Regions from separate parts of the Homo sapiens genome. Here region 1 is linked to region 2. Evidence: chromatin loops called from intact Hi-C (ENCODE). Cell type or tissue: Caco-2. All regions are shown on one strand. Links, peaks and the distances in the headings refer to the core of each region. The heading gives the core; the rest is flanking DNA.

Region 1 (15,549 bases), core at 3,106-11,105, 77 kb after region 2:
CGTAAGTACATTGCTAGTATTTTTGAGCTAGACAGTAACATCTTTTACAGTGATTAAAATGTTTAATGTCTTTTATATTAGTCTCCATTTAATCATTCCTAGAAATTTTTATTTTTTAGATCTAAATTTCTGTCTGCTATCATATTCATTCCGCCACAATAACTGCCTTTCATATTTCTTATAGTCAAGGTTTCCTGGAAATAAATTCTCTTAGTTTTGCTTACCCACAAATATTTATTTTACCTTCATGTTTGAAATATATTTTTACAGATTAAAGAAATCTAGATTGATGGCCTTTTTTAAAAACTCTTAACCTTTTAATGATGTCATTCCACTGTTTCCTGGCTTACATATTTTCTGACAAGAAGTCTCTGGTGATTCTGACCTTTGTTTCTTTGTTTGTAGTATGTCCATTTTCTCTGACTGCCTTCAGATTTGCTTTTAATTTTGGTTTCAGAAGTTTGAATATAGTATGCTTAGATACATGTATATGTGTGTGATGCTTTGTATTTATTCTTTTTGCAGTTCTCTGAGATTCTTAGATTGGTGGTTCATGTTTTTTTTTTCAGTTACTATGATTATTTTTCAGTTATTATGATCTCAGTAGATGCCCACATTCTATCTCTTTGGGTGGGCTTGGTCTGAAACAAAATATGGGAGATAATGAAGAATTGTCTCCCAATGGAGACAGGATCTCATGGGCCATTCCATTTTACATCACATTTGGGTTTCTCTGTATTGATAACTGAACTCTGTGTTTTGTGTCCCAAGATGCATTTCCATTTATTCAGTGATGTTTATTGTGGATCTCTTATGTACCAGCAGATGTGCCAGATACTGGAGATATTATGGTGAACAAAACAGATTATAGTCTCTATTTCGCTCCGCTGATAAATAAGATCAGTGGAGGTTTTCAGGCTTTTACCAAGCCATGCAAATTCTCAATGGACTAAACTTCCAGTGATGGGAGAGTTTAGATACTCAGCCCGTAGTGCATGAATGCTGTTTACACTTTCACCACTTGCCTTATTATAATCCTTTTTCTATTATGAATGTCTCTGTAGGAATGTTAATAGTTGACTCTGATGTTTTTAAATGCAAGAACTGCATTTGATGATGTTCTGTTTCCCTGGTGCTTTGCTATAACTTCTTATATAGGTTATTACTATGTAGGTGACATGAGAATTTGTGTGTGTGTGTTTGCCTTTAAGGGTGTCTGCTAGGGTGACTTTAAGGGTGCCCACATGTTATTTCATTAGAAAATGACGGTTCATTCTGCTTTTCCATAGCACGATGAAATGACCAGATAATTTTTATCTGGATGTTTGCCACATCAAAAACTGAATCATTAGGCATAACATGCAAATTCTGATATTTTATCACCAGTGAATTTAACACTTCATAAAATAGATATGGTGCTTCCTATTTCTGTAAATGAAGGTGAGAGATAACAAAACTGAAGGAAGTTTGGATTTGCAAATGACTTGGAACCACAACCACATCCTGAATACTATTTCACCACGTGTTCTTTTCAAAACAGACATAAAAATGTGATATTTTCCTTTTTTTAGTTGCCAGAAATATGAATATGATGGCATTTCATTTCTGACAAAACATCCTAGGGTTACCTATTCCCTTCCCTGCTGCAAAATAATGCCTTTGACTTAGTTAAACCCAGCCAATGTTTTCTTAAAGTTTGCCCCTTGATTTTAAATTCTATAAATGTATCTTTATGTATATATATTCATACACACACAACACATAAACTATACTCTTTATTCATTTATCCCTAAGTTATATATGCCTTGAATAGATGTTTCTATGTTGCATTCTAAGGTGCCCAAGGTGGCTTGTCAAGATGCCTTTGTAAGCGCTGACCTTTGAACCCAGGTATTATGTTTTACCAGCATTCAGCTGGGGAAGGGCCAAAGTTCAACTTTCAACTCTTAACATGTGCTGCTTGATTTGAATTTGAAACTTGGCACTGTGTGTCCTCCTGTGCCTGGTTATTATTCTTGGAATGCAAAAAGGTACATGTTTTTGTAATTCTCTGAGGAACTTCTCTATGGCTTTTCCAGAACCTAAGTCTTATTTGGTTCCAAGGGTGAAAACTCATTTTTTAGCAGCTCTCAGACAGATGGGTGCTATTTTTGAAATCCATACAGTCTTTCCTGCTTGCTAGGTTCTATTGAATGGTCTGTGTCACTACCACAGAAATACACTTAATGCATTTGTTCTTCCCTTGCTGCTTAGAGGTCTGTAATTTCCACCCAAAACACTGAAGCAGCCCCAAAGAGGAAAGGGAGAGCTAATTCATTTGCAGGTGAACTTTAGTCAACAATTCTGAACTTCCACAGATTCCATTTCAACATTTGTTTGGAAGCTCAGGCATTATGAATAATAGGAATATGACACTTGCAACTACCAATATAGCCTAGGAGAGGAAAATAAAAGATGAAATAGATGCATATGCTATGATATTTACATCTGTTAAGTTCTTGAAAGAGTATGGATAGATTAAGGTTTAGGAAATTAAATTACATTTTAAATGCAACCAGAAAGCATGTCAGAAAAACACTCTTGTGAAGTAAAAAACTCCTTCTTTATTTAAAGGACCACTTGGTTTATATTTTGTGATTCAATGTTTGTAGAACTATAACTTTAGCTATCTGAAACTCACCTATTCTGTAACTCCTCTTATTCGGAAAATAACCCAGAGACACAAAATAAGCAAAAGGTATTGCCACAGGCTAAAAGCAATATCACAATGTTTGTGCACTAAAGCCCAGGAACTTGACTTCGAGGCCAGCCCATTTCAAGACCTGTTCATTATTAGTTCACACACATTTCCAAAAACTAGCTATCTTCATCTGTTATTTGTATTAGTTTTCTCCAGGCTGTTCTAACAAATACTATAGACTGGGTGAATTAAACAATATAAATTAATTTCTTCCCAGTTGTGGAGGCTGGAGGCCCAAGATCAGGGTGTCTGCAGGGTTGGTTTCACTCTGAGGCCATTTTCCTTGACAGCCTTCTTCCTGTGTATTCATATGGTATTTATTCTATGCATGTACATGTCTGCATCTATATTTCCTCTTCTTATTAAGGACACTAGTCATGTTGCATTAGGGCCCACTCTCAAGATCTCATTTTAATTTAATTACCCCTTTAATGACCTTATTTCCAAATATGGTTATATGCTAAGGAACTGGGGGTAAAACTTCCACATATAAGTTTAGGAGGAAGGATACAGTTCAGGCCTGAATACAGCAGCTTTGAAGAAGAAAACAGAAGCAGTGACTGAAGAAAGGGCATTAGTCAAGTATGCTAGTAACAGCAATAAGCAATTGCCCAAAGAAAAAAAAAAGAGATAGCAAATTTAATTTAAAAGCTTATATGAGTATATTGAAAAGCACAAAAACCGGTGTTAAATATCTTTGCATCTCTCAGCAGGTCCTAAGGTCATGTTGGTATAACTGCAGAATTAAAACTAAGACATCAAGTAAAGGTAAACTGTTCATCATATAGAAGTAGCAAGTTCCCATAGAATGACAGATGGGAGCTTAAGCCCCAACATTGTCACTTGGATGTCACTTAAACTCTCTGTTTGTTTTCTCATTCGTATCTTGAGAATAAAAATATCTGTGCAAATACCAGAGGTAAAGAAGTCACCTATGGGTACTTCATAAACATAAGCATTCTCCACAGAATAAGCTCTTAGATCCAAGAAGGCATGAAAATATGTATTACAATTAAATAAAATTTAGATTTGCATATCAAATTATCAAACAGGAAAAATTTTTAATTTTTACCGAGTTATACCCTCAATTATCTGGAAAACTGATTTTTATAAATAAGCTGAGTCAATATCTAAGATTTCCCTAAACTAAGAACTTATTGCAAATAAATTTTTTAAGGCAGAGCATAATTACTTGTTAAAATAATCAAATGAGGTACTTCTGGCTATATCATCCTGTATCCAAATCCAAGAAATAGAAGATGTAGGAAGTAACATACAGCTGAAAAAGCTCTGCTCTGTAACTCAAAGGAATTGGATTCTCACTGGAACATTGCAACTACTGTTAATTTTGTTTTTTCTGGGTCCTTTTCCATGCCTTTAAAAGAAAGCTATAAAACCAGATGGTTTCCATGATGCCTTCTAATACTAAAATTTTATGAAAACTCATTTCTAATTCCTTTGTTCTCACTTTATAGAATTGGGGAAAATCTAAAAAAGACATCGCCTCCATTCACTTATCACTTCCAATTACCCTTCACCAGTTTGTGGAGAATGTGGAATACCAGGAAGCCTGGTCTCCACCTACACAGCCAGCTGTCTTGTTATGGCAACCTTGACTCTCTGAATTGAGTCTTAGATATCTGGTCCTTGGGTAGGGACTTTCAGGAAAACACATGATTGTCATATCTAAATCTGATAATGGGTAGGTTGCCATCTTAAGCTGTTAAGTCCTCCTCAGCAAGGCACCAGACCCTGCCCTCTGTCAGAGGCATGCTAATCTCTGATATTCAGAAACAACCAGATGATCTGACAAGTCATTGCATGCATATAGATTGTGTCAAGAAAAACATGCCTTTAAATGCTGTCAGCAATTTAGTAACCACAGAAACCCAGCATCCCCAGTCATTCTCTTTGTCTAAAGTCCTGAGAAGAAAGTCCTTATCCTAGATGGAAGCACACCTACAAGATCCTCTTGGCTTGAAGACAATAAGAAGCTACCAGGTGTTAGAAAATAAGTTGTTCAATCCCTCCACCTAACGGACCTAAGAATTTGAGGTTGGTAACAGAAATGGTTAACAAGTATTTTCTCAGGCTCTAAGGGATACCAGATCTCAACTTTCACAGAGGTTACAACCCAAGAGTGAAAGAATAGCTTGAATTGATTTAAGCTGATATCGGGGATTTAGGAAACAGGGCCAATGCTTTTCTAATAGAACCTATAGTACAGATTTTTAATTTTTTAATTGGCACATTCTAATTGTATATATTGATAGGGGTACAATGTGATGTTTTGATACATATATAGGTTGTAAAATAATCAACTCAGGGTAGCGTATTCATCACTTCATGTATTTATTATTTCTATGTGGTAAGAACATCCAAATGCCTCTCTTCTAACTATTTTGTGAAACACAATACCTGACTGTTAGCCATAGTCGCCCTGCTATGCAATAGAACACCAGAGCTTATTCCTCTGAGATAATTGTAACTTTAAGAGTACAGATTTTGAACTCCCAAAGGCAATTCAAATTTAACGTATCAGCAAACAAACTCATTATTCACAACCTCCTGAAGAAGATTTCTCTTCTTAATCACCCAAGGCAAAATGTAAACCTCTTCTATGCAATCAGTAACTAGGATGGACCTACTGATTCCATCCCCTAGGTATTTCTGAAGTCCATTCCATTCTCCTGTTTTCAGTATCATCACCCTAGTTAACAGCTTTGCTTTGCCTCTAGTCTTACCAACCTCTAAATTATCCTTTACACAATCAACAGAGCATCTAAATAAAATGCAAATTTAACCACATCACTCCTATGCCTAAAACTCCTCAATAGTTCCCCATTTTCTGCGATAAAAGCTCAAGCTCCATAGAAGGACACAGACAGCTGTCCATTACCTGAGCCCTTAGATATGGCCACTCCATCCATTTCCTTCCCATTTTCCATTTCCAACCTCCCATTCTGGCTTTATGACATATTGATACCAGCCCATTAATGTTTCTTTACACATTGCTTTAACATGCTTCATCTTAGAAATGCAACATAACTTTTATAGCTTAAGTATCTTATAGCAATTTCATTTATTTTCAGGAACAAATAAGTTCTGGATGAGTTTAAATGGTAAAAGCCATTTCTTTCACTGGATCATTATTTATTAAGCCAAGTATTTAGGTTTTAGGACTTTGCAATGAAGATAGAACCCTAGATTAAAGAAAGGTAACAGCAACCTTTATAGGCCAGTAAACTGTTTTCCACTATCATAATCTTTTTTCACCATACCAGGCGAAGTGACAGTGAGTAAGATAAATTGATTTATAGAGTACATGTTTAGAAAAAGTAGACCAACCAAGTAATAGTTTTTAATAAGCCTAGTTTAGTGTAGAGGCTTTCTCTCCATAAGCATAAGCATCACCAATATTGGGGTGAAATGGGGGAGGTGGTGGAAGGAACATGAGCTACTGTCCATGGTCCTGATACAAAAATACGCATTATGACATGGCTGTTCTCTGTGAGCCATGTGCCTTCTTCCCTGTTTCTATCACCCTTCAGCACCCAAGAGTCATATCAGTATGGCTAGCTGTAGTTTGTTGAGTGAGTCAGTGGTTTAAGTGAGTTCTGTTATGGATTGAATCATGTGTCCCAAAAAGATACTGTGAAGTCCTAAACTCTAGAACGTGTAAATGTGACCTCCTACAGAAATAGTCTTTGCAGATGTAATCAGAAATACAGTGAGATCACCTTGGATTATGTTGGCTCTGATTCAGTGACTGGTATTGTTATAGGAGGAGGAGAATTTGGACACAGACATACGGGGAAGGCCATGAGAATTAGAAGAAGAGATCGGAGTGATGCATCTATAAGCCAAGTAGCACCAAGGATTGCTGGCAGCAGCAGAAACTAGAGGAGAAAAGGAAGGATTCCTTCCCTAGAGCTGCCAGAGAACAGATGTCTTTACCAACACCTTGATTTCAGACTTTTATCCTCTAGAACTATGAGAAAGTAGACTTCTGGTGTTCTAAGTGACCCAGCCTGTGGTAGTTTATTAGGGCAGCCCTAAGAAACTAACAGAAGGACACTATAAATACCCCTTTGAATTTTTTATTTTGGTGTCATTTTATAGCCCTAAACATTAGCTAATTATCTTTCATCAAAATTTATGTTTTAGTGTATTTATTATTATGTATAAACGATAATACTGCTCAGAACCAAAATATAAACATGCCTACCAGCAAAGGACCTGCCAGGCTTTAGGTTTGACTTCCATGATACTTCTCTATTTATGCTTCAGTTTAGGCATAAGAGCACACGGAGCTTTAATTTTCTTTCTTTTTTTTTTTTGAGACAGAGTCTTGCTCTGTCACCCAGGCTGGAGTGCAGTGGCGCGATCCTGGCTCACTACAAGCTCCGCCTCCCAGGTTCAAGCGATTCTCCTGTCTCAGCCTCCCAAGTAGCTGGGATTACAGGTGCACATCACAATGTCCAGCTAATTTTTTTTTTTTGTATTTTTAGTAGAGATGGGGTTTTGCCATGTTGGCCAAGCTGGACTCGAACTCCTGACCCCAGGTGATCCGCCCTCCTCGGCCTCCCAAAGTGCTGGGATTACAGGCGTGAGCCACCGCGCCTGGCCACATCTTTAATGGAATAAAATAGACAGGCTTGTAGTATTCAAAATTAGTGGTGATTTGTGGGTAATTTGCAGGATTTTGCTTTTCTACTTTTCTTTCTGGGATCCTCAATGCTTAAGCATTTCTCTAAAAATTAGTAGTGGTTAATATATCTACTTACTATTTTGTGACATTGTTAGATAAATAAATAATAAGAATTGTCTCTCAAGTATCTTTCAGGTCCCTCCTGCACTAGGGGAGAGACTGGTGAAACAGATGCCAGGCAGAAAGGGTGGGATGGTGGACACACCCTACTTTGCAAATTGTTAACGTCTCTCATGACTTTGTTCCTTCTGACTGCAGTGATAACAGTCTAGTTTCTCCCCCGCACGCATGCATTCAGAGGCCAAGAAGGCTATCATTTTGTTACTTATGAGAACCTAGAAGAATTTCAGTCTTCTCATCTGGGGTGTGTATGTGACCAAGAGGCGTGTGCCCAAAGCTCTGCTTACTGATGTTATCAAGACATCCTATAGAGGATACTGTTGAAGAGTTTCCTGTTCATTTAGAACAGAACAGCCAGATTGAGTTTTCAGACAATGTAGTTGGGAGAGGTGATGCTGACAGGCAGCACGTTAACTCAGAAAAAGTCATTTGCATGATTGACTACAGGGTATCTAATTCTTAGATTGTTTTTACTCCTTTTTATTTTTTTTAAGGGAGTGGTCTTTGTTCCCCTTGTGATTTTCCTATGGATTTTAAAACACATTGTCTTACCCAGTGTAAATACAGAAGATGTCTCCAGGGAACAACTTCCTCAGATGAATTTTCTGTGTGAATTTTGGAACTGGCATCCAAGTCCATTACGTAGACAGATTGACTTCAGAGGAGTTGCTGTCAGGTTGGGGTGCCAGCTTATTAGAATCTGAACTCCCATAAGACTTATGTATGTCATGTCTATCATTTGCAAACATACACAGTGAAATCTTGAACTTTATTCAAGATTACCTTCACTGTAGCTCATTGGAATTGGTAGTGTTTGAAAATAATTGGCTCTGACTTATGAGATGTCACTCTAGAATCTTACTCTTTTCCTTAAGCCTCTGTGGATAAGTAAAATAATTATTTTCTCTCCAAAAATGTTTGCTGGGTGAACAAATGACTTGTTTAATAGAATTGTTTCTGTGTCTCTTGTTTGAGTATGGAGTATTCTTTTGATGTTTGTATGATTGTGGCTTCCAGATCAAGCTAAAAAAATCATGTCTTAAGAGCAATAAATTCTGTTTCTATCAGTCATTTTTCTAAGTTAAAGAACTCACCATAATATTCTTTTGTTCAAAAGTCTTTGAATTGTTGACTCAGCTACTGAAATGCTTTGCCACTTAACATCTCACTTTGTTTGATCTTTCCCATCTATATAATCAGCAGCACAATGTATGCTGTCCCTTACATTAGAAAGTGACTGTCCCCAAGGGGAAAACGATTTGTGTATAATGACACAGCACATGCTCTGGGATAAGACAAGTAAGAAAATAAGTCTTACCTGATTGCCAGGAAGGGGTACCTTGAAAACCACTTACATGTTCTTTAATAATGATAGAGCTCATAAGCTTAGTGTGGGATGGATATCCAGGAGATTGTAAAACGATTTGATTCTTGATTGAGTTTCAGCAAGGCATATTGACAAACTTGTATAATATGCTTGTAGACAAGATAGAGACTCTCGTACACACTGATTTACATGTGGGCTGTATTCAAAGAAGCATAATACTCATAACAAGGTACATATTTGTTCCTCCCAGATTTGCCTTCGCATATCATTCTTGGGGCTGTGGTGGTGCCATGCTTTACAAAGAAATTGAGTACTTGGAATGTGTCCAGAAAAGAGAAACTAGAATGATTAGAAGATTCAAATTTGAGTCATTGAAAGGAAGGCTGAGTAAATTCAGAATATTTTTCATGGATGACAGCAGACATGAAAAGAAGGTAAAATGCTGAACAGTATGGTGGGTCAATATATTGAAGAAGGGTTAATACTCTATGTGGCTTTTTTGATTTAAAAAGGCAGCAGGGGACAGAAGGAAAAAGTAAGAGCCTAGAAGTCAGAACTGGGTTTATTGTCATATCACTTTCTAGCCATGTGGGGCTGGACAAATTGTTTAACCTGTCTGAATTTTAATTTCATGATCTATAAAGGGAGGATAATTGTGCCTACCTTGAGAAGATTAAAAGACAGGTATTAAAACATGTAGTAGGTACTATTATTTCAAAGAATTAGAACTAATGTCTAGAAGGTCCTGGGAAGTAATTTTGCTCCACTATAAAGAAGAGCTTTCGGCCGGGCGCGGTGGCTCATGCCTGTAATCCCAGCACTTTGGGAGACCGAGGCAGGCGGATCACGAGGTCAGCAGATCGAGACCATCCTGGCAGTGAAATATCGTCTCTACTGAAAAAACAAAATATAAGCCGGGCGTAGTGGCGCTTGCCTGTAGTCTCAGCTACTCGGGAGGCTGAGGCAGGAGAATTGCTTGAACCCGGGAGGCGGAGCTTGCAATGAACCGAGATCGCGGCACTGCACTCCAGCCTGGGCGACAGGGCAAGACTCCATTTCAAAAAAAAAAAAAGAACTTTTCTGTTTTCAAGGCATTCCAACAATAAAGTGGGAGTGAATTCGTCCTTGCTGGAGTGTTCAGAGTCTGGTGCGTAACTTGGCTGGTCTGTGTAATTTTTCTCCCAATCTTCCTGTATTGTGTCCACCTTTACTGTCTCCTGGATAATCAAGGTACAAGTGAGAGAGTAGCATTTAATTTAAAGAAAAGCATCCTTAATTCTGATCTACTTCGTTGGTTGCTAATTCAACCTTGTCGAAAGAATTTTTTCATTTATTCATAATTTGGATTTGTTAGTTTATTTTAGCCAGTTATGCCTGCAAATGTATTTCTTTTAATACAAGATCAGTGACTCTCACCCAATCAAATGACTATAGACTAAGAAGAGTGTTCATTTCTCCTAAACTTAGAATTCAGAAATCAGTTGAATTGCTCCAAACCAAATATACACTGTTTTCTCCATGGGGAATTATTGCCTCTTAAGAAAATAAAACTGAATGTGGGAATACATCATTTTTTATTTTCAGAAACAAAATGAAAACTCAACTTTATATTACCTTAAAGGAAATGTATAAATGATTATGTATGAGGTACAGAGAGTCCCAGCAGAACATTGAATCTAAGTTATAACACCATCAAGACATGCACGTGTAATTTATGTGCCATTAAGGATACTTACATGAATTTCATTAATATTAAAAAATAAATTGTTGCTAACTCTGTGAGGATAAACTATCTTTCTTTAGTGACTTTTAAAAACCATCCTGGGTGCATAATGAGAACTATTGAGAGAATCAAGATTCTATGTACACAAATTAATGTGTGTAATCACCCACTGTTGGCTGCTTATATTATTGTCCAAGTCAACACATATTGATAAATTAAAGCAGTATGTATATAACTAATACACTGTAGAGAGGCAACATAGTGGGTTTTTAAAAAGACTCTAAGGGTTTTGTTAAATGCAATACAAAGGGTGATTCTAAAACATGGTCAAGGTTAGAAATCATCCAACCCTAAAGGATTGGACATTTAAAATTTCTTTCTTGACAGTGAATTTATTCTCCCAAATAATGTGTATTTTAAAAGCTTTGGGAAACATACCCAGAGATCAAAACAATTTCATCATTGCATTTTCCTCTAAATAATGTAAGATGAAACGAATTAGATGAATTTTCCCTGTAACAGGGAAAGTCATCGTATTTTCTCCTCTCAAATAGGAATTGACTGAAAATCAATTGAGACATCCCCTTGGCCGACAAGTTGGTCTTTCCAAAGAAATTTTTGAAATTCTTTGAGATTAGGTGAGCCCCATTTCTCAAGTGCCTCAGGTAAGGAGAATCACTCTTAGGTATGAACAGATAAATCAATCTCTGCATTATCCTGTTCTGCCTATTGTGCAAATGTGTCAATCATTCCCTTAGAAAGCAAACACTTGAAAACAGGAGTAAAATTCTTGTGAGCATTACATAACATCTATGGAGATAGGTAGGTAGGTAGGTAGATAGATAGATAGACAGATAGATAGATGTCTCATCAGTTTCCTTAAACTTTAAGAAATGTTATTTTAATCAAAGCAAAAGAGAAATTTGCTCTCTCTTTCATAGGTGCTTCAGGAAGCTATGAGTGGCTCACTTTGAGGTTTGTGAGTATGTGTGTGATACTTCTCCAAATTCAAAAGTGATTTTGAGTTTAGAGAAGTTAAATAATTCTGCCAAGCATACAACAAAGGTGCTAAGTGGTAGAGCTAGAGCTCAAACCCAAGTGAGATCATCTAGACACACTCTCCTTGTTTTTCTCTGGAAAGCACACTCTCTCCTCTGAAAACATTCCCAGCCCCTTTTCTGACTGCATTTCCTCTGTTTCACTTCTAAACATCGGGTTCCTTGGGGCTGTGGACTGGACCTTCTTCTCTGCGTATGCTCCTTACCTGGGCAACCTCATCTCTTCCCACACACATAAATACCAGCGGAATGTTGACGGTTCCCAATTTTCATCTCTACTTCACACATCTATTTTGAGTTATAGACTTACACATTCAAATGTCTTCTAGTCACCTCATACTTAAAATTTTCTAAGTTTGATTTCTCCACAAACCAAAATCCACCATCTCCAATTTTTCCATCTCAATACATGGTGCTGCTACCCACATAACGCTCATGACGTGAGCCAAGAAGTTACTGCTGATTTGTCTGTGTTACCACATTCAACCCACCACTATGTTTTGTTGAAATATTTCCTAAATAATCCTTTGAGTTCATCCACTTCTCTCCATCTCCTAGTGATTAGCACCAGAAAAGCAGCTGCTGAATCAAAGCAGCTGAGGAGAATCATCTCATCATGAAAAAGATGTAATGGGTCCTACTTCCCATCCTCTGGGAATCCATCATCATGCATTTGCTCATTTCTGTCAAGAACTTGCCTTCCCTGCTTTGAAAAATTTAAAAGTGTCTTCAATTTTATGAAGGAAATAATAATTTAAGACTTTTTTCTTCCTCCTAATGCCTCTTCTTCCTTTCCCTCTGCAGGATTTTCTGTGCTTTCTAGAAGCCCTTTCAAATTCTTGCTGGGGCCTTTTTCTCAAGGGCTTCTCTTTGTCTAGGCAGTTCTCAAATTCAGGTTCCAGGGGACTTCATTTTTAAATTAGTGTTGTTTAGATGTGAACATATTTTATATAACCAGGCATGTGAACACATTTTATTTGAGGACTTTATTTTCAAAATATCATAAAGTGGTATTCTTCCACTAGGGAAGGGAGAGGGCAAAAAAAAAAAAAAGCTATATTAGCATCTTTAAGTCTCAAGGTTTTGCCTCAGGAGAAAAACACTATAATCAAGCTTTGAAAATATCAGACAAGCTCTCTCTATTCCCCAGTAACATCCACCCCTGCAGCTGGCCTTTCATGCTTGGAGACAGCAGTACATATGAGAAATGAATATTACACACACCTGATAGTAGCCAGGTTTCCTCTCTGAAAGGGATGGCCTGCAGAGAGGAGAACCAGAATAGATGTTGATCTAGATGCTGATCTGAACCTTGACAGAAAGAGCTAGTGCTTTTTGTTTCCATCAAACAGTTTTCATTTTGCTTTAGCTAGGCTGATTTCACGAGCAGTCTTACAATACCTGTGACATTTAATTTAATTAATTAATTAATTAATTTACTTATTTATTTTTGAGATGGAGTCTCGCTCTGTGGCCCAGGCTGGAGTGCAGTGACATGATCTTGGCTCACTGCAGCCTCTGCCTCCCAGGTTCAAGTGATTCTCCTTCCTTAGCCTCCCGAGTAGCTGGGATTACAGGCACCTGCCACCATGCCAGGCTAATTTTTTTGTACTTGTAGTAGAGATGTGGTTTCGCCATATTGGCCAGGCTGGTCTCGAACTCCTGACCTCAGGTGATCTGCCTGCCTCAGCTTCTCAAAGTGCTGGGATTACAGGTGTGAGCCACTGCACCCAGCCCCTGTGACACTTTAGAGAAAGATTTTTTTAAATTATTACAACTCTGTTTTAAGGATGGTGTGGTTTTACAGCTTCAAAAAATAAATATCAGGCTAGGCGCGGTGGCTCATGCCTGTAATCCCAGCACTTTGGGAGGCTGAGGCAGGCAGATCTTGAGGTCAGAAGATCAAGACCATCCTGGCCAACATGGTGAAACCCGTCTCTACTAAAAATATAAAAATTAGCTGGGTGTGGTGGTACACGCCTGTAGTCCCAGCTACCTGGGAGACGGAGGCAGAAGAATTGCTTGAACCCAGGAGGCGGAGGTTACAGTGAGCCGAGATCACACCATTGCACTCCAGCCTGGTGACAGAGCATGACTCTGTCTCAAAATAAATAAATAAATATCAAAGGATCAGCTTCTGAGAATGAAATTTGAGGCTTAACATGGATTTGTATCAAGGTCTTCAGGCATCCTCTTGCAGCCCTGGGAAGTGACAGGAATTACAAAGTGAAAAAATGGGTTTTTTATATGTTTTATATGAAACAGTATCTCTAACAGAGTTCTCATTAAGCCTACCTCTCATTATTTGGTTAAATATTGTCCTGCATTATTACGTGACAATGTTTGTGTTCAATATAAGGCAGGAGGAAATTTGTTTTTTTTTTTCTTTTAAAGGAAAAGTTATAATATTTGACAATCAAAATGTTAGAACCAGACCAAGGGAGGCAAATAGAGCTCATAGGTTTGGAACTCAGGGACACACTTTGCCACTTACTAGTTGTATGCACTTGAGCAGGTCACTTGAACCTCATCTTTTAAATGAAGATTTTTTATCATTCAAAAATTTCATTGAGTATCTATTATGTGCCAGATACTCAATGTGGTGGACTGGAGTGAGGGTGATGATGGAGGTATGGTGCGAAACGCAACAGACAGGAAGACAAATGTGTTTTCTGTTTTTACAAACTTAGTTTAGTGATGGGAGATATTAAACAAATAACCAAGAAATTAGGTAACACAGTTGTGGTTAGAACTATAAATGAACAGAACAGAACAGGCTAAAATGAAGCACCTGTTACTAGGGTTAACCTGATACAATCAATAGTTTCTCTGCTAGGCTCAATAATGACCCCTTCCCCACCCCCTACAAAAGGTGCCTATGCCCTAATCGTTGGGACCAGCGAGTGTTATTTTCTATGGCAAAGACTTTGAAGACATGACTAAGTTAAATCTCTTCAGATTGGCCTAAATGTAATCACAAGCATTCTTATCAGACAGAGGCAGAAGATGACAGACAGAAGAGGAAGAGGCAATGTAATCATAGAGGCAGAGACTGGAGTGATGGGGTCACAGCCAAGGAATGCTGGAGCCATCAGATACCGGAGGAGGCAAAGAATGGATTCTCCCCCAGAACCTCTGCAGACTCTTGATTTTAGCCTAGTAAAACTGGTGCTGTCCTCCTACCCTCCAGAACTACGAGATCTTGAGTCTCTGTTGTTTAAAGCACCAAGTTTGTGATCATCTGTTACAGCAGCCATAGGAAACTCACACAGTCTCCACGTGAGAATGAAAGTTGAGACTTAACATGGATTTGTATCAAGGTCTCCAGGCATCCTCTTGCAGCCCTGGGAATTGACAGGAATCGCAAAGTGAAAAATGGGTTTTTATAGATGTGTTGTAGGCAACAGTATCTCTAACAGAGTTCTCATTAAGCCCACCTCTTATCATTACATGGTTGAATACTTCCCTGCATTATTACCTGACAATGTTTGTGTTCAGTATAAGGCAGGAGGAAATTTGTGGGTTTTTTCTTTTAAAGGAAAAGTTATGACATTTGAGAATTAAATATCAGGGCATGCCAAGAACAGGTACAGGCCCCAGGATACAGAAAGTACTCAAATTTTATTTGTTGCCATTTTTATCTGAACTGTCCAAATTAGTGGGAATCTACCTACTGATAATGATCTCCATAGACAGAAAAGTTACTTCAGATGAAAAGAAGGAGAGTGACAAACTCTTCTACTTACTAGTCATAACAGTCATTTAGAAATTTTTGTGTGCAAAATGTTATGGATAGGTTTAGTTAATCATCCTCACATGAAGGAAATACTCTCTTATTGCATCATTTTTGCTCTTGCAGCACTTAACTGT
Region 2 (15,549 bases), core at 4,920-12,919:
AGAAAATTGCATCCAAGTATTTATTTTGAACAGCTGTGGGATGCAACAGTACAATTAGAAAATCACATGTCAGGCACTGGACACAGGCATCTGCCAGATTCTGTTGTCCTCCTATAGCCTCTCAAAATAGTAGGACCAGCGTCTGAGGGGTGTGGGGGCTGAAAATACTCTACATTTTGATCTGGGTTGTGGCTACATGGGTGTGTATATATGCAAAAAGTCAAGCCAGGTGCGATGGCATAAACCTGTAGTTCCAGCTAGGTTGCCCAGGCCGGTCTTGAACTCTTGGGCTCAAGGATCCCTTGAGGATCACTTCAGCCCAAGCGTTCAAGACCGGCCTGGGCAACATAGTAAGACCTCATCTCAAAAACAAGCAATCAAACAAATTCATCAAACTGTACCAATGTTATACCTCAACAAAAACTTTTTTAGGTTGAAAAAAAATGGTAAGAAGGGAAAAAAGCACACACTTTGCTTTGGCCATGCCTTCTTATTTATTTTTATTTTTATTTTGTGGGCATGAAGTGAGCATGAAGCCATCTGAATGAATTCTTGTCTCCTCCTGGGCATGTGAGCCTTGGGGTGAGTCAGCGAGTCTTAGAATGCTGAAGGGTTGGTATAAAGCAACCTTCAACCTGAAGAACAATAAACTCTGGCTATACCTTAGAACCACTTGGATGGAGCATCTCAAAAGAAATACCATTGCGTGATCCCCCATCCTCAGAGATCAGATTCAGCTGGTCTGGGATGGGGCCCTGTATCAGTATTTAGAAAAGATGCCACAGGTGTTTTTAATATGCAGTGAGAAATCCAAACCCCTAGTGAGCTCCATTCCCTCTATATAGAGTTAAGGAAATGGAACGTCACAATGGTTAAGTGATTTGCCGACGGCGATGCCGCTGGGTGCTCATCTCACCGTCTAGGGAGGATGTCCAGTCTACCCATGCCTGGAAGAACCACTGGCCTGACGTTACAAAAGAGGAAGTGATCCAAGCCTAGAATCAAATTCAGATGTTCTGATTCTTAACCTCTAGTTTGTTTCACTTCATCTCCCTCAAACGGAGGCATTATTATTGCTAAGAGATTTTGAAATAAAAATTGCAGCTATTGCTTTAAGCTAACTTTGAACTTGTTAAAGCAAGCCCACTGACTGGAAACATTAGAAAGAAACCAGGAGGGTGAAATTTACTCTTTCTGTTTTGTTTTGTTTTGCTTGAGACAAAGTCTCCCTCTATTGCCCAGGCTGGGACCCCAGGCATGTGATGCACCACCACATCTGGCTTTTTTTGTTTGTTTGTTTGTTTTTTAAGACAGAGTCTCACTTTGTCACCCAGGCTGAAGTGCAGTGGTACAATCTCAGCTCACTGCAACCTCCAACTCCCGGTTCAAGTGGTTCTCATGCCTCAGCCTCCTGAGTAGCTGGGATTACAGGCATGTACCACCACGACCAACTAATTTTTTCTATTTTTAGTAGAGATGGGGTTTCACTATGTTGGCCAGGCTGGTCGCAAACTCCTGTCCGCAAGTGATCTGCCTGCCTTGGCCCCCCAAATTGCTGGGATTACAAGTGTGAGCCACTGCACCTGGCTTAAAAAAAGAATTTGTAGAGACGGGATCTCACTATATTGCCCAGGCTGGTCTCAAACTCCTGGGCTCAAGTGATCCTCCCACCTTGGCCTCCCAAATTGTTGGGATTATGGACATGAGCCACCGCACCTGGCCAGTTTTTTCTTGATATGAATAAACAATGTTGATGACCCTCCCGGGCCCTATTCCCCATTCCCTTCTTCCCCAGTCTGTCCCTGTCTCCCCGTTGAGAAAATCTGTCACTTGGGTTAATACTTCTGACTCAACAGACTTCATGGCATCGCTCTGGCGCACTTCCACATTAAAATTTATAATAATTCAAGATTCCAGAAAAATGAGCAAAAAATTAGTCAGAAAAAGACTAGTGAAGAAACTGATGTATCTTAAAACATCCATTTGAGAAAAGGCTTCATCAGATCTTTGCAAGCTGGCTTAAGACTTTAAGACCGCTAGGCAATATACGCACTGCCCAATTGACTTGCCCTTAGGCCTCTCTGTAATGATAACTTGAAACCTATGTGCAACTTGTAAGACATTGAATAAATGTCTGTTTTAATGGCCTCTTTTCTGTCCACAGGAAATTTATTAGTGAGATCACCATTTAGAAGCAAATGTAAACAACCTTCTCAGAAATCTCTCAACCAAATGCACTGAACATAGCTCATTTGCTTACTGCTTTTTATCATTTTCTTTTTTTTTTTTTGAGATAATCAGGGACATTTCTGCATTCATATGTGATGACTTTTTAAAAAATATCACTTTGGGTCTGGAGAGTCATATAAGTTTTAGCTGGATGATCATTCTGTTTTTAAAAAAAGGACACAGTATATTCACATAAAAAAAGGAAAGTACATCTATAAGGTTCCGTGTCAATATGGTTGGATAATAGTACATAGATAAGAGATTCGTTTAGACTAGACCTAACCTTATTTCAGGGTTGGCCAACATGGGAATTAAGTTACAGTAGAGCCCTGGTGCTGAATAATACTCCAAATACAGCTCTGGTCTGTTGTAGAGAAGCGATACCATGGAGAATATTTCTCTATGTGCCCTCATCCTTCCTTTCTGACTTAGAGGAACAGTTGTTTCACTTTCCTTTCCAAAGCTAGACTTCTCATTTTTATTCTCTATCCTCTTGCCATCCTGCCTCCTCCAGGAACTTGTTATCTCATTCATCTCCTTTCTTTATCCTCTTCAATTTTTTTACCTCCGTTGAGGCTTTAATCTCTGCTGAAGACCTGAACAATCTACTTTTCTTTGAAGAAAAAGAAAACAAACAGAAACACATACCAAATTGATAAGCTGATGGGTGATCGTGGTGACCCTTCAAGCTTTCATTCATTTAATCCCTTTCATTTGATCCCAAATATCTAAACCAACTTGTCCAAGCTCTCTGAGTTCTCCACATCCTTTCCTATCAGTGACTGCTCTTTTCTTAAAATTCTCTTTTCTCTTAGTCTCTGGATCATGTCACAATTCTGGTTCTCATCCTTCCCTTGACTACTTTACATTTTCTTTATTGGCATTTTCTTCTCTTCCCACCTCCTAAATGCAAAGATCACTCTTTTGTCTCTTTTAATAGAGATGAGCTCTCACTCTGTCATCCAGGCTGTAATGCAGTGGCACAATCAGAGCTCATTGCAGCCTTGGACTCCTGGGCTCAAGCGATCCTCTTGCCTCAGCCTCTGGAGTAACTGGGACTATAGGCACATGCCACATGCTAGCTAAGTTTTCTTTTAATTTGTAGAGATGAGATCTCACTCTATTGCCCAGTCTAGTCTCAAAATCTTGGCCTTAAGCGATCGTCCTGCCTTGGCTTCCCAAAATGCTCGGATAACAGCTGTGAGCCACCACCTCTGGCCCAGGGATCACCCTAGATTTTACTTTTGTCTTTTTACATACTCTTCACCCAAGAACTCATTCATTCTCATAATTTCTACTGTCCTCTCTTAGTGGCATGACTTTCAAGACTGTCTCTAGTCCTGACAGCCCTTCCCAAGAGCTAATCTCACTTCTTCAATCATCTTTTAAATACTTTATTCAAATGATCCTCTGCTTCCTGCCAGAATTCACAAACTCCTGCCCCATATAGTAGCTCCTTAAAATCTTCATTTTGGCAAATGGTGCTATCTTTCTTCCAGGCAGCTAGGCTCAGAATCCTTGAGGCATCTTGCTCTCTAGTCTTGCTTGACTTCTCTGACCAATTAATCGCCTGTCAATTATTCATTTTTCTAAAACCTTGCTTTCATTTTCCTTTTATTTCAACTTTCACTGTATGATACCAAATTCTGACCCTTATCACATATGGTCAGTACTATTGTAGTGATCTCCTTGCTGATCCTATTGTCTACAGCTCTTACCTATTCATACATTTTAGACAACACAGCTGAGCTGTTCTTGAACATTGTCATTTGTATACTGTCCCTTCAGTTGAATTGGGAACACAGAAAAGCTTTAAACCAAATGCACACATTTCAGATATTCAACAAATGTTTGTTCATCCACTTATTCATTCATCCAAGCAATATTTGTAAAGTTGCCAGCTGTTTGACAAACTCTGTTAGGTGCTGGAGTATACATGTGAATAAAATGTGGTCCATGAGCATAAATGCTCTTGTGTTTTCCTTGCTGAATAAATGAACATAAGGAGGAAGGCAAAACAAGTGTCCAGGGATATGGTACTATTTGAGCAGTGTTGGGAAAGCATGAGTTTTGCATGCTTTCCCAACACCATGAGGTGTTAGTTTGAATCTAAGGATCGTATTGTACCAGTTCCATGACTGCAGTCTATCAAGCAAGAATGTTTATTAGTTGGGGTTCTTTAAGAAGCAGAAGCCAAGATAACAGATTTATTGGAGGAAGAACTCATGAAGGTTAAAGAAAGAAGGAGGAGTAGGTAGGGAGCCCCTTAGGCCATGATGTTGGTCTGACCCCTATGAAGGGAAGAAAGAAGGAAGAAGTTTTGGCTAAGGGCACTCTCAGATTCCAGAGCAGTTGCAGGAATGTTTTGGCCAGGTTGATGGGAGTCCTCCAGCCAAAGTGCAAGAAGACCTGCATCTCACAGGAATGGCATCTGTGCTCAGCCACTGGGAAAGAGCAGTTTGGAGGAAGTGTGGTTCTGACAAGGAGGTTGGGGATCCAGAAGTTAGCGGCTGGGCCAGCATTCAGGTGAGCTCCCTGCAGCAGGACACCTGAGCAACACACCATGCATTTGACTGATACCAACAGAAAATTCAGCTGACACTTGCCACAATAAAGAGTTAACAAACTTTCTCTGTAAAGGGGCAGATAGTAAATCTTTTAGGCTCTGTGGGCCTTGTAACTCTTGCAGCCCAAGAGATACCATTGACATGAATGAATAGGCCTGATTGTATTCCAATAAAACTTTATTTACAAAAACAGACAGCGGGCCAGAATTTGCCTGTGGGGCATAGTTTGCTGACACCTAGTTTAAGTGAATAAGGTGTTGTTTTCCTTACACAATGGGATGTCTGGAGGTAAGAGAGTGTAGGTGAAACTTCAGTGGCTCAATATGACATAAGACTTCCTTCTATACTTTTGCTTATGTATTCTCAGCATTTCTAAAGACAGGAATGACTCCTCTGATGCCTGTCCCTTATTTAAGAAGCCAAATTATTCCCCTCAAATCCCCTAGCATTAAAGAACTAATTAATTAATTGGTGAAATATTTATTGAGAAGCTATTACAGGCCAGGTATTTTTCTAAGTGCTCCGGCAGCACTTAGAATTTTTAACAGAACAGAAAAAAATCTTCGTTGAAATGAAAGTGACACTCTAGTGGGAAGGGGGAGAAAGACGGTAAACAACATAAATAGTGAAAAATGTAGTAGTAGATGATGATAGATGCTATAGACAAAATAAATCCAGGAAGAAGGGAGGCTGTTCCAGGTGGTGGTAGCGGGGAGAGGTTCCTTTTTTAATGGAATGAAAAGCTGTTACTGAGAAGGTGACATTGGAATAAAGACAAGAAGGTGTTAAGAGTAAACCATGCAAATAAATTGGGCAAATATTTTCCTGGGAGGAGGACAGTGTATCAAATGCAAAGGTCTGATGCAAGGAGATTAGCGTAGCTGAAGCAGAGGGAGCTGGGGCATGGGAGAGGAGAAAGTGAGGGGCCAGGTCCTGTAGAGCCTTCTGAGCTTCTGAATGATTTTGGCTTCTACTTTGAGTGAGATGAGAAGCCATGAGACTGTTGTGAGCAGAGAAGGGACACCATCTGATTTACATTTAACAGACTCACTCTGGGTACTGTGCTGAGACCATGTGGAAGGGAGTGGCAGGATGGAAACGTGGAGACCCATTAGGAGGCTTCTAAGCTAGAAATGCTGGTGACTTGGACCAGTATGGCAGCAGTAGAGCTAGCAGAGACCAAGGATTGATTGATGATATAGAACAAGCTGCTGCCCAGTCTGGTCTCAAATACCGGTCCACAGCCTGCATGTGGCCCAGGATGGCTTTGAATGCAGCCCAACACAAATTCATAAGCTTTCTTAAAATATTATGGGATGTTTTTGTGATTTTTAAAAACTCTTCAGCCATTGTTAGTGTGTTTATGAGTGACCAGAGACAATGCTTATTCCAATGTGGCCCAGGGAAGCCAAAAGATTGGATACTCTTGATACAGAGTGTGAGAGAAAGAGGGGCAAGGGTGGCTGAGTTTGCAGTTCTGTGCACCTGGAGCAATGAGTTGCTCTTTACTTGCATGACAAGAACGAACAGAGGCAGCTATAGCCAGGAAGTACAGGAGAACAGAAGTGGATATGTTAGGCTGAGATTCTTAGTAGCTACCCAAATAGGGATGTTGAGTAGGCAGTTGGATACTTAAGTTCTGATATAGACTAGAAGTCCAGGCCGTAGATGTAAATTTGGGATTATTCTGCATACATATATATGTCATTAGCTAGAACTTTGTCATGTAGTCAGGCCATCTACAGCTGCAAAGAAGGCAGAAAAGGAGAATATGTACCATCTCCAACTTCCATCGAGAAAGGCAGCAGACAGAAAAGGATGGGAAGGTCTGCTGGGTCATTCAACCAACAATGTCTGTATTACCTAACTTCTCAGCTCTTCCTGTACAAAATAAGAATAATAAAGTCTACTTTATATGATTATGGTCAAAATTACATGAGATAAGCTATAGAAACAGGCCAGGAGCCATGGCTCACGCCTATAATCCCAACACGTTGGGAGGCCGAGATAGGCAGATCACCTAAGGTTAAGAGTTCGAGACCAACCTGACCAACATGGTGAAACCCTGTTGCTACTAAAAATACAAAATTAGCGGGGCGTGGTGGCACATGCCTGTAATCCCAGCTACTCTGGAGGCTGAGGCAGGAGAATTGCTTGAACCCAGGAGGTAGAGGTTGCAGTGAATGGAGATCACACCATTGCACTCCAGCCTGGGCAACAAGAGTGAAACTCCATCTCAAAAAAAAAAAAAAAAAAAAAAAAATAGGAAAGAAACATAGCTCCTGTTATAATAGGACCTTTAAATATAGAAGTTCCCCTTTCTTTCCTTTCTGTGACCTGAGATGTCATGGAAAGTCCTTCATTAGCTCACCCCATATATTTATTTTTGGACTTCCTCATTGAACAAAATGATGACACTGCTATTTTTATAATCACTACTGCCGCAAAAAACAGGAACTTTTTCTTGTCCCCCAAAACCACAGATTTTCCAGAGCCTCACTGGTCAAGCTGGGCTCTTGCTTCTCAGTCCCACTTTCTTCTTATCTCAGGGGTTCTGTTTTTAATTTGACATTTCAGTTTCTGTGCATAACCATGGTAGAAGGATTTCCAGATTCTTGGTAATCATTAACCAACTCAAGACAGGCATAGCCCTGCCCTGCCTCCCCCTCAGCTGAGGCCTTGCTGGAGAATGTCTGGGAAGGGCATTCACAGAGCACGGAGACGTCCAAAGCCGCATGGAGGGTGCCTGGTGAAAGGCCAAGTGGGGGCCGAGTGTGGCCATGCCATGGGACAAGGTTGAAGAGAGCCTAATGGCATCTGAGGAAAAAGAACTCTAAGGAAGCTATTCTTGGGGAAACGGAACATTCACCCCCAAATCTGGCCAAGCACTGTGCAGTAGACTTCTTAGGCTCCTTCTCAGCCTTATCGTTGACTCGATATTTACTTTACCCTCCCTTCCCCCTGTGCAGGGAGAAGGCCGAGACGTTTATGCCTATAGAGCGGGCCATAAAATCTTGACTCTTAGATAATATCATTTTATCATTCTTTGTAGTAGGAAAACAATAAATATTTTAAAATATGTTTGTCTGTGTTTTCAGACTTAGTGGCCAACCTGTGTGTGTGTGTGTGTGTGTGTGTGTCTGTGTGTGTGTGTGTGTGAGAGAGAGACAGAGAGAGAGAGAAAGAGAGAGAGAGAAAGAGAGAAAGAGAGAGAGAGTCTGCTAGGCCTGCCATAACAAAATACCAGACTGGGTGTCCTATATAACAGAAATTTATCTTATAGTTCTGGAGGCTGGAAGTTCAAGATCAAGGTGTTGGCAGGTTTGGTTTTTCCTGGGGCCTCTCTCCTTGGCTTGTAGATGCCGTCTTCTCCTGTGTCCTCACAGGGTCTTCCCTCTGTGTGTGTCTGTGTCTTACATCTCTTGTTCTTATAAGGAGATCAATTGTTGTGGATTTGGACCCACACATATGGCCTCATTTTACCTTAATTACCTCTTTACAGATTCTTTCTCCAAATACAGTCACATTCTGAGGTACTGAGCATTAGAACTTCAATATATGAATTTTAGAGGGACACAGTTTAGCCCACAACAGTGTGTGTGTGTGTGTGTGTGTATGTAACAGTGTATATACACACACATATACATACACGTAACATATATACAGACATATATAGTCACACACATATGCAGACACACACACACTGTTATGTGTGTGTATATATACAGTTATATACAGTATGTAAAAACCCATACTATATATAAAATATATATTATGTAGATTTTTATGTATACTTCTTATTACACACACATCCACACAATTCTGAGATACTGTCCAATTGTGCTTGAAACTTCCTCCTGTCTGCCTTGGGTAGCTTTCCCCATAAAGTAGACCTCACATTTCTCTGCTCTTCCGGACACTTGTTGTCTGCATTAGTTAATCTTTGCAAATTTCTCTGCAGGGCAGGCTCCCTTAACCTTCTAACCTCACCATGACTGTTAAGTAGGAACGGAATGGAGGCACTCTGCTCCGGGGAAACTTCACCAGTGGAGCCTGTAGGTGGAATCTCAAAGCAAAAATGCCTTCTGGGTGGGGGCTGGAAGGGGTGAGCGGCCTCCTTGCTTTTGTTTCTCTGGAATTCCTTTAGCAGCAAGCAGGAAAAGTGCCCGCAGCAGGGGACTCTCACAGGGTAGACTTCTGTTTAGGCTGAGGAAGCAGGGATCCAGCCAAAGACCAGGAAAACACCATGCTTCTGGGTTAAAGATAAACCAAGAAGGTATTTTAAAAGCGAGCTGCTGGTCCAGTGGGAACAATAGATAAGTTAAAGGCCTGGGGATGAAGCCAATTTCATCTCTGACTACTGTTGTTAGAAAACTATAAATGACATAAAAATTGGCAACAGTGGTCCACTTGAAAAGTTTTTCCAGACAATCTTAACTTTTCCTTTGGTTTATGGTCAAAATGGACAGAGACAGCTTATCTTTCCCAACAGTCCACACTTCACTCATTTGAGGTGACTTCTCTACTTGTCATTTACAAATTGGTCAACGTGTGTGTGTGTGTGTGTGTGTGTGTGTGTGTGTGTGTTTTGAGACACAGTCTCATTCTGTCACCCAGGCTAGAGTGCAGTGGCATGATCTTGACTCACTGCAACCTCTGTCTCCCAGGCTTGAGAGATCCTTCTGCCTCAGCCTCCTGAGTAGCTGGGACCACAGCCACGCGGCTCCACACCCTACTAATTTTTGTATTTTTGATAAAGACAGGGTTTCACCATGTTGCCCAGGCTGGTCTCAAACTCCTGAGCTCAAGTGATCCACCCACCTTGGCCTCCCCAAGTGCTGGGATTACAGGCATGAGCCACCGCACCATCCTATTTTTTTAACCAGATGTGGGTACTAATTTGTCTGAGTTCTTGCTACTCAGGGTAGCAAGGATGGGCCTCTAGCAGAAGCACTGTCTGGGAGTTTGTGGCAAATGCAGAATCTCAGGTCCCACCCAGACCTAATCTGCATTTTACCAAGATCCCCAGTTGACCCTTATTTTTATTAAACATTGAGAATCAGTGGTATAAGGCCCTAATACCCCAATAGCAACTCTTCTGAAAAGGGGAGACCACCTCCAAAAGTGCAATACTCTTACTATATGGGATTGTTTTCATATAGTACCCGATGTTGAGTACATGATAAGCAAATAAATGCGTTTTGATCACTGATAGGTCTGCTTTCTTCCTGCTTTTTAGTCTGCACATTTGTGGTTTTCGTATTTATCTAATTACATTATTTTTATGCTGTGCTATCATGGGTCACTAACTTGAGTTTCTGTGCTTCAGTTTTGTCTTCTGTAAAGTGGAATTTAAAATAATATGTGCCTCATAATATTCTTCTAAGCTGCGAATGTGTTAATACCTGCGAAGCGCTTGGTGTCCTGCCTGGCATATCACAAGAGCTCAATAAATGTTAGCTAAAAGCACACAGCAGGACCTTCATAAATGCTTATGCTATAATACTCCTATCAGCTGAGAATTGCTATGTTTTCCTTGAATGTGTTATCTCGTTTCTCACCACCCATTTGCACGTTACCTTCCTTATTGCTGTTTAGTTCTCTTGAAGAAAGAGTAAAAGACAACCACTGTTTTCTCATTACATTGCATAACACAATGCTTAGCATATAGTGGATTCTTAGTCAGTATGGTGGAATTATCTTTGTTCATGCACACAACTGCTTTGATAGCAAAGACTGATTTTACTTGTTTGATATTTGTTCCACTGCTGCAACGACTAAATTGGCTATACTTCTTCATTCACTCATTTGACATGACAAATTTTGACATGACAAATTCTGTTCTAGGTGCTATAAATATGGCAAGAACAAATCAAAATCTCTGCTCTTAAAGAGATAATTTCTAACGAAGGGAGGCAAATAGTAAGGAAATACATATGATATATAACGTGATCACATGTGCTACAGGTATAAAATCAATCATGATAAAGGGGAAAGAAGATGCTGGGTGGAAATTGGTATTTTGCAAAGGGTGATCGGGAAGGTTTTGCTGATCAGGGAGCACTTGAGAAGACACCACTAGGCAAAAGGTAGCAAACTATTTAGCTAACAGCAGGGTAAGGTGGAAAGTTTTTAGACCAGCAGGCAAACAAGCAAGTGCAAATGCCCTGAGGTAGGAGCTTGCTTGGCATGTTAGGAGTCATTAGGAGGCCACTGTGGCTGAAGCAGAGTGAGAAAATAGAAGCATGGCAGTCAGGTGGGTGGGTGGAGCTACACAGGTGCAGGGTGGGGCATGGCTGCCAAGGTTGTGTGGGAACTTGTTGGTCATTAAAAGGCTTTGGCTACTAGAAGATTTTAAGCAGAAGAGGGACATATATTTTAAAATGATTACTCCAACTGTCCTATGGAGAAATAAGGGGGCAAATATTGAAGCAGGTAGAACACATTGGATGTGACTAAAATAATCAAGGGGAGAGATGCTGATGGCTTGACATAGGACAGCAGAGGTAAAAGTGCCAATAAATCCTCAGATACATTCAGGATATATTTTAAAGACACAGCCTATGAAGTTTACTGCATAATTAAATGTTGTGAAGTTGGGGAATAAGGGAAAGAGAGGAGCCAAAGATGATTCTAAGGTCTTTGGCCCAAGCCACTGCAAAAATTGAGTTGTTGTTTAGTGGGATTGGGGAAAAGAGCAAGTTTGAGAGGAAAATTGAGCATCTGGATTTGGACACAGTAAGTTCAATTTGTTCAGTTGACATCCAAGTGGAGATGTCAAGTAAGGAGGAGGATGTACAGGTTAAAGTTCAGAGGAGATGGTTAGAGCCATGAAATTGTATGAGATCACCTAGCGGGTGAGGGTAGGCAGAGAGAGAAGAGCTTTGGGCTATTTCCAAATGGAAAGTTAGAGCTGATGAAGAGGAAGCAGCAAAAGAGATTGGGAAGTTCTCCAGAAGCTAGGAGAAGACCTAAGAGTCCAATAAACCAAATAGTGTTTTGATGCTTTTGCTAGTTTACACAAGACAAAAATTGAGAATTGATCATTAGATTTAATAATGAAGAATTCTCTCGTAACCTTGATACACATAGTTAACATGGAGTGGTGGGGACAAAAACCAGATTAGATTTGGGTCAAAAAGGAATAAGGAAGAAAAGTAGAGATAAGGAGAATAAACAAATCTTTTGCAAGTCCTTTGAAAAGTTTTGCTCTAAAGAGAAGCAGAGAAATTAGGTGGTCACGGAGAGAGATGGAGAGGGCAAAGGAGGATTAAAAAGATGGGGGGCCTTATAATGTGTTGACATATTTATGAGAATTCTCTAACAGGGAAGAGAGACAATGAGGCAGGAGAGAGGGCTCACTCCTCAAGATGATAGGAGGGGGTGGGATCTAACGCCTAAGTGTCATCGTTGCTGTTGGTTAGCAGTAATGACAGCGTATCTGTGGCAAAACAGAGAAAAAGCAGAATGTATGGACTGGCACAGATATCAGTTGTTGAGTAAAGGTGATGGTGGCAGAATGGGGGGTTTCTCTTTAATTTCTACTTAAAAAATGGAAATAGGGAGATAAGGAAGCGAGATGAGGCGTTTTAGAAGAAAGAAGGTGGGAAATAAACATCAAAGATGGTGGGAGAGAGTGGGGTTTGGACACATGGAATCTCTGATGGGCAATATTCAGGTCCACGTGCGGCTTGTGGTCATGAGTTTAATGTGGAACCAGGCAGCGTCTTAGTATGCTTTTCTTTGGTCTCTTGCTGCAGTCCAGGCACAGGTGTGAAACTCATCAATAATTGTACCTTACACGGCTGTACTCATGGGTGGGCACCATGTGCACACAGCCATTGCAGGGACTGCATTTCCAGCTCTTTAGGAAGCCCACAGAAGAAGCACACTGAATACAAGTTATTGAGGAAAATCATTTACTCCCAAAGAATAAGCTGTTTCCTTGATATTCAGTTATTCAGTTCACATTGAATTTTGACATTCTTATTTTCAAAGACATTTATATATGAGAAAGTGATATATTTATGCATTCTTCAGCCCATGTAATTCTTCAATTTTGCTTAGGCACATTTAGCCAAGCCATCTTCATGACCCTTAAAACATGGTAACTTTATTTAGTGCCTACACTTCAGAGTGGGCAGCTTTCAACTAGAAAGTTGTTCATTCTGCTGAGTCAGCAGTGTGCTGAAAAGCCAGAAAGGGTTAATGCAGCTATTTCTGGGGTTCATAGTATCTCCTCCATGCCAGGATATTGCTTATTTTATTATTAAAAATAAAAATCTTTTGTTTTTCCCACAAGGTTGAGGAAGCCCTTAAAGATCGATCTGTGTCATCCCAATTTCCCTTCTTGCCCCTTCCTCCAGTGTCAATTTACATTATTACTCAACTTGCATGACTATTTCTTACCTGGTATAGCAGTATTTGGAAGAGGCCTTAAAAGCTGAGGGCCCTGGCAAGGAGGAAATGAGTGAGCCTTATTCTCCTAAACATCTTTTGCAACCTCCTGTGGTGAGTGCAGGGGTTGCTCTGCGCTTCTCAGTTCTTGGGCCACTCTTGGGCAATGGGAAGCTGACTGTGCCCATGGTCACTAATGGTCCTTGACACGGTGTTTGTGTTGAACTCTCCAATGTATGCACGCGTTGTTGGCTGTTATTACTTGCGACGCACAGGTGCAGGAAATACCCAGGGGGCTTCCCCACAGATCTGTGCTATGCACATCGTCCATTCGATGACACCCTGTACTCTTTCACACCCCGCCCCCCCTCAAGTCTTCCCTGATAATGCCAGGGCAGGGACATTCTGTTCTGAGCTCATTAGTCAAGAATGTCACCAGACTGTCCTGAAGAGGGTTTTCTCTGGTGTGAGCTCTCCGTCGTTGGGAAAGAAAATCTGAAAATCATGCTGTCTTTCCATGAGTCCAACTCAGGGTTGCATTCCCTCACCTGTGTCCAGCCACCAGAGAGATCCCCTTCCAACTACAGGGAATTCACAAAAATGCCCAAATTAGTGGCTCCCTGACAGACAGAAGAGTTTAATTGGTTCCTGGAATAGTGATCTTTGAATTCATTTCTCCGAATGGTTCATGATTTTGTTTCATTTTTCTGGGAAACGCAGCCCTTCTAGTGCACTCATTTGGAGGAGAGTAACATTCGTGCCTGCCTGCAGCCTGTTTGCAGGAATCTCTGGGAAAGCTATAGGGTCAAGCATTTGATTCACAAATATTTATCAAGCGTCTACCCTTTGCGCTGTTCTTCAGATAAGTGATTCTCAAATTTTGCTGCATTTTAGAATCCCTTGGGAGCTTAACAAAAATCCTGATGTCCAAGTTACAGTCCATACCAAGTAAGCCTCTGGGGATGGGACCCAGGCATCTGGATTTTTTGAAGCTCTCTGGGTGATTTCAATGTATACCCACACTTGGAACCTATGCTTTTTGACAGTGCTCCTCAACTTTAATATGAACACAAGTTACCTGGGGATCTTGTTAAAATGGAAATTTTGATTCATTTGGTCTGGGGTGGGGCCTGGGATTCAGCATTTCTCTAAAGTTCCCAGGGAATCCTGATGCTGCTGCTCTACAGACCACATTTTGAGTAACAAGCAATAAAGTTCCTTTATTCCCAGATGTGTCCAACTTTCCCGGCTCAGAGCCTCCACACATGCTATTCTTCTTTCCCTGGAACTACCTCCCTGAAACTCCCAGCCAAGATGCCTCTCCATCCTTTGGTCCTCCAGTTTTACCTCGCCACCCAATATAATCTCCACCTTCTTTCTCTAATTCTGTATCACTGTGTGCTTACTTGCTAGAATTATCACATCTCATAATTATTTATTCATTTTCTTGTTTCCTTGTTTTCTCAATGATCTCTCCCACTAGTGCAAGTGCCAAGAAGCCAGGAGCCATGTCTATTTTCTTCTCTACAAGTTCTACTCAGTACCTAATTCAGTGACTAATACAGAGCAGGAATTTGACAGATGCCTGTTGAATGAATGACAATAGGGGATTTTGGACAGTTGGATTAATTTTTCCATTTAAGGTAAGACAAGTAAGGTAAGACAAGTAATCACCTGGAGAGCTTCAAAAAATCCTGATGCCTGTGTCCCATACCCAGAGGCTTATTCGGTATGGACTGTGACTTGGTAATAAAAATAATAAAAGTAACAGAAGAGAGAATCTTTGAGCATGTCTTACCTGGCCATTTTCCTGACATGAATGTTGACAGAAGTATGGTATAGCTCAGTAAGCTCAGACCCTTTTCTAAAAACAGAGCTTCAAGAAGAACACTAGTAAAATCTACTGTATTGCCTAGGGAAGGTGCCCTGTTCTTACGAAAGGATGAATCATCAGTTTCCCAGTGTTATCTTTTCAGGTCATTGCAGCTCACTAAAATAGCACCCAAGGTAAATAATCAACAGAGAAGTACCATAAATGTCTCAGCAATTGAGTTAACCTTGGAGCTGCTTCTCTACTAACCTGATACCATATCTGAGGCCTTAGCTCCCAAGGGCAGGATCTTATCCTTTGCCAAATCTGGACTTAGATGTCAAGCACACCAAGAATCTTGTTTAACACTTCATTTTAAATTTAACTGGTGAAAATACACATACACAAAAAGTCATATTGATTTTCCATGGTCGGTGCAGAGGTCAGATGTGATAGTCTAAGGCTTTGTGCATTACTGGCAAGGGACCACGATGAAGCCAACTGAAGTAATCTAGTGGGATTAAGAGAAGAGATACAACCTTTGTC

Evidence for each region. Hi-C counts contacts between places; a loop is a spot of excess contacts. Peaks named below come from ENCODE experiments on the same cell type or tissue, not always from the same donor. Only the 100,000 strongest peaks of a DNase experiment are listed, where the experiment ranks them.
Region 1: it touches region 2 in a loop (1.9-fold over the local background); 3 of 110 quality-filtered maps call a loop at or near these places.

Annotation. Positions count from the first base shown.
Region 1 is chr6:12,434,959-12,450,507 of GRCh38, forward strand. No RefSeq gene overlaps it. Among named protein-coding and RNA genes, the nearest start is that of LINC02530, 140 kb to the right of the region's middle. In Caco-2, for the core only: no CTCF peak of the experiment used is centred there; a DNase peak (open chromatin) is centred at 7,763.
Region 2 is chr6:12,356,583-12,372,131 of GRCh38, forward strand. No RefSeq gene overlaps it. Among named protein-coding and RNA genes, the nearest start is that of EDN1, 74 kb to the left of the region's middle. RefSeq lists enhancers at 7,034-7,353, 9,367-10,038 and a silencer at 9,141-9,341. In Caco-2, for the core only: CTCF peaks have their summits at 8,662 and 8,884; DNase peaks (open chromatin) are centred at 7,489 and 8,879.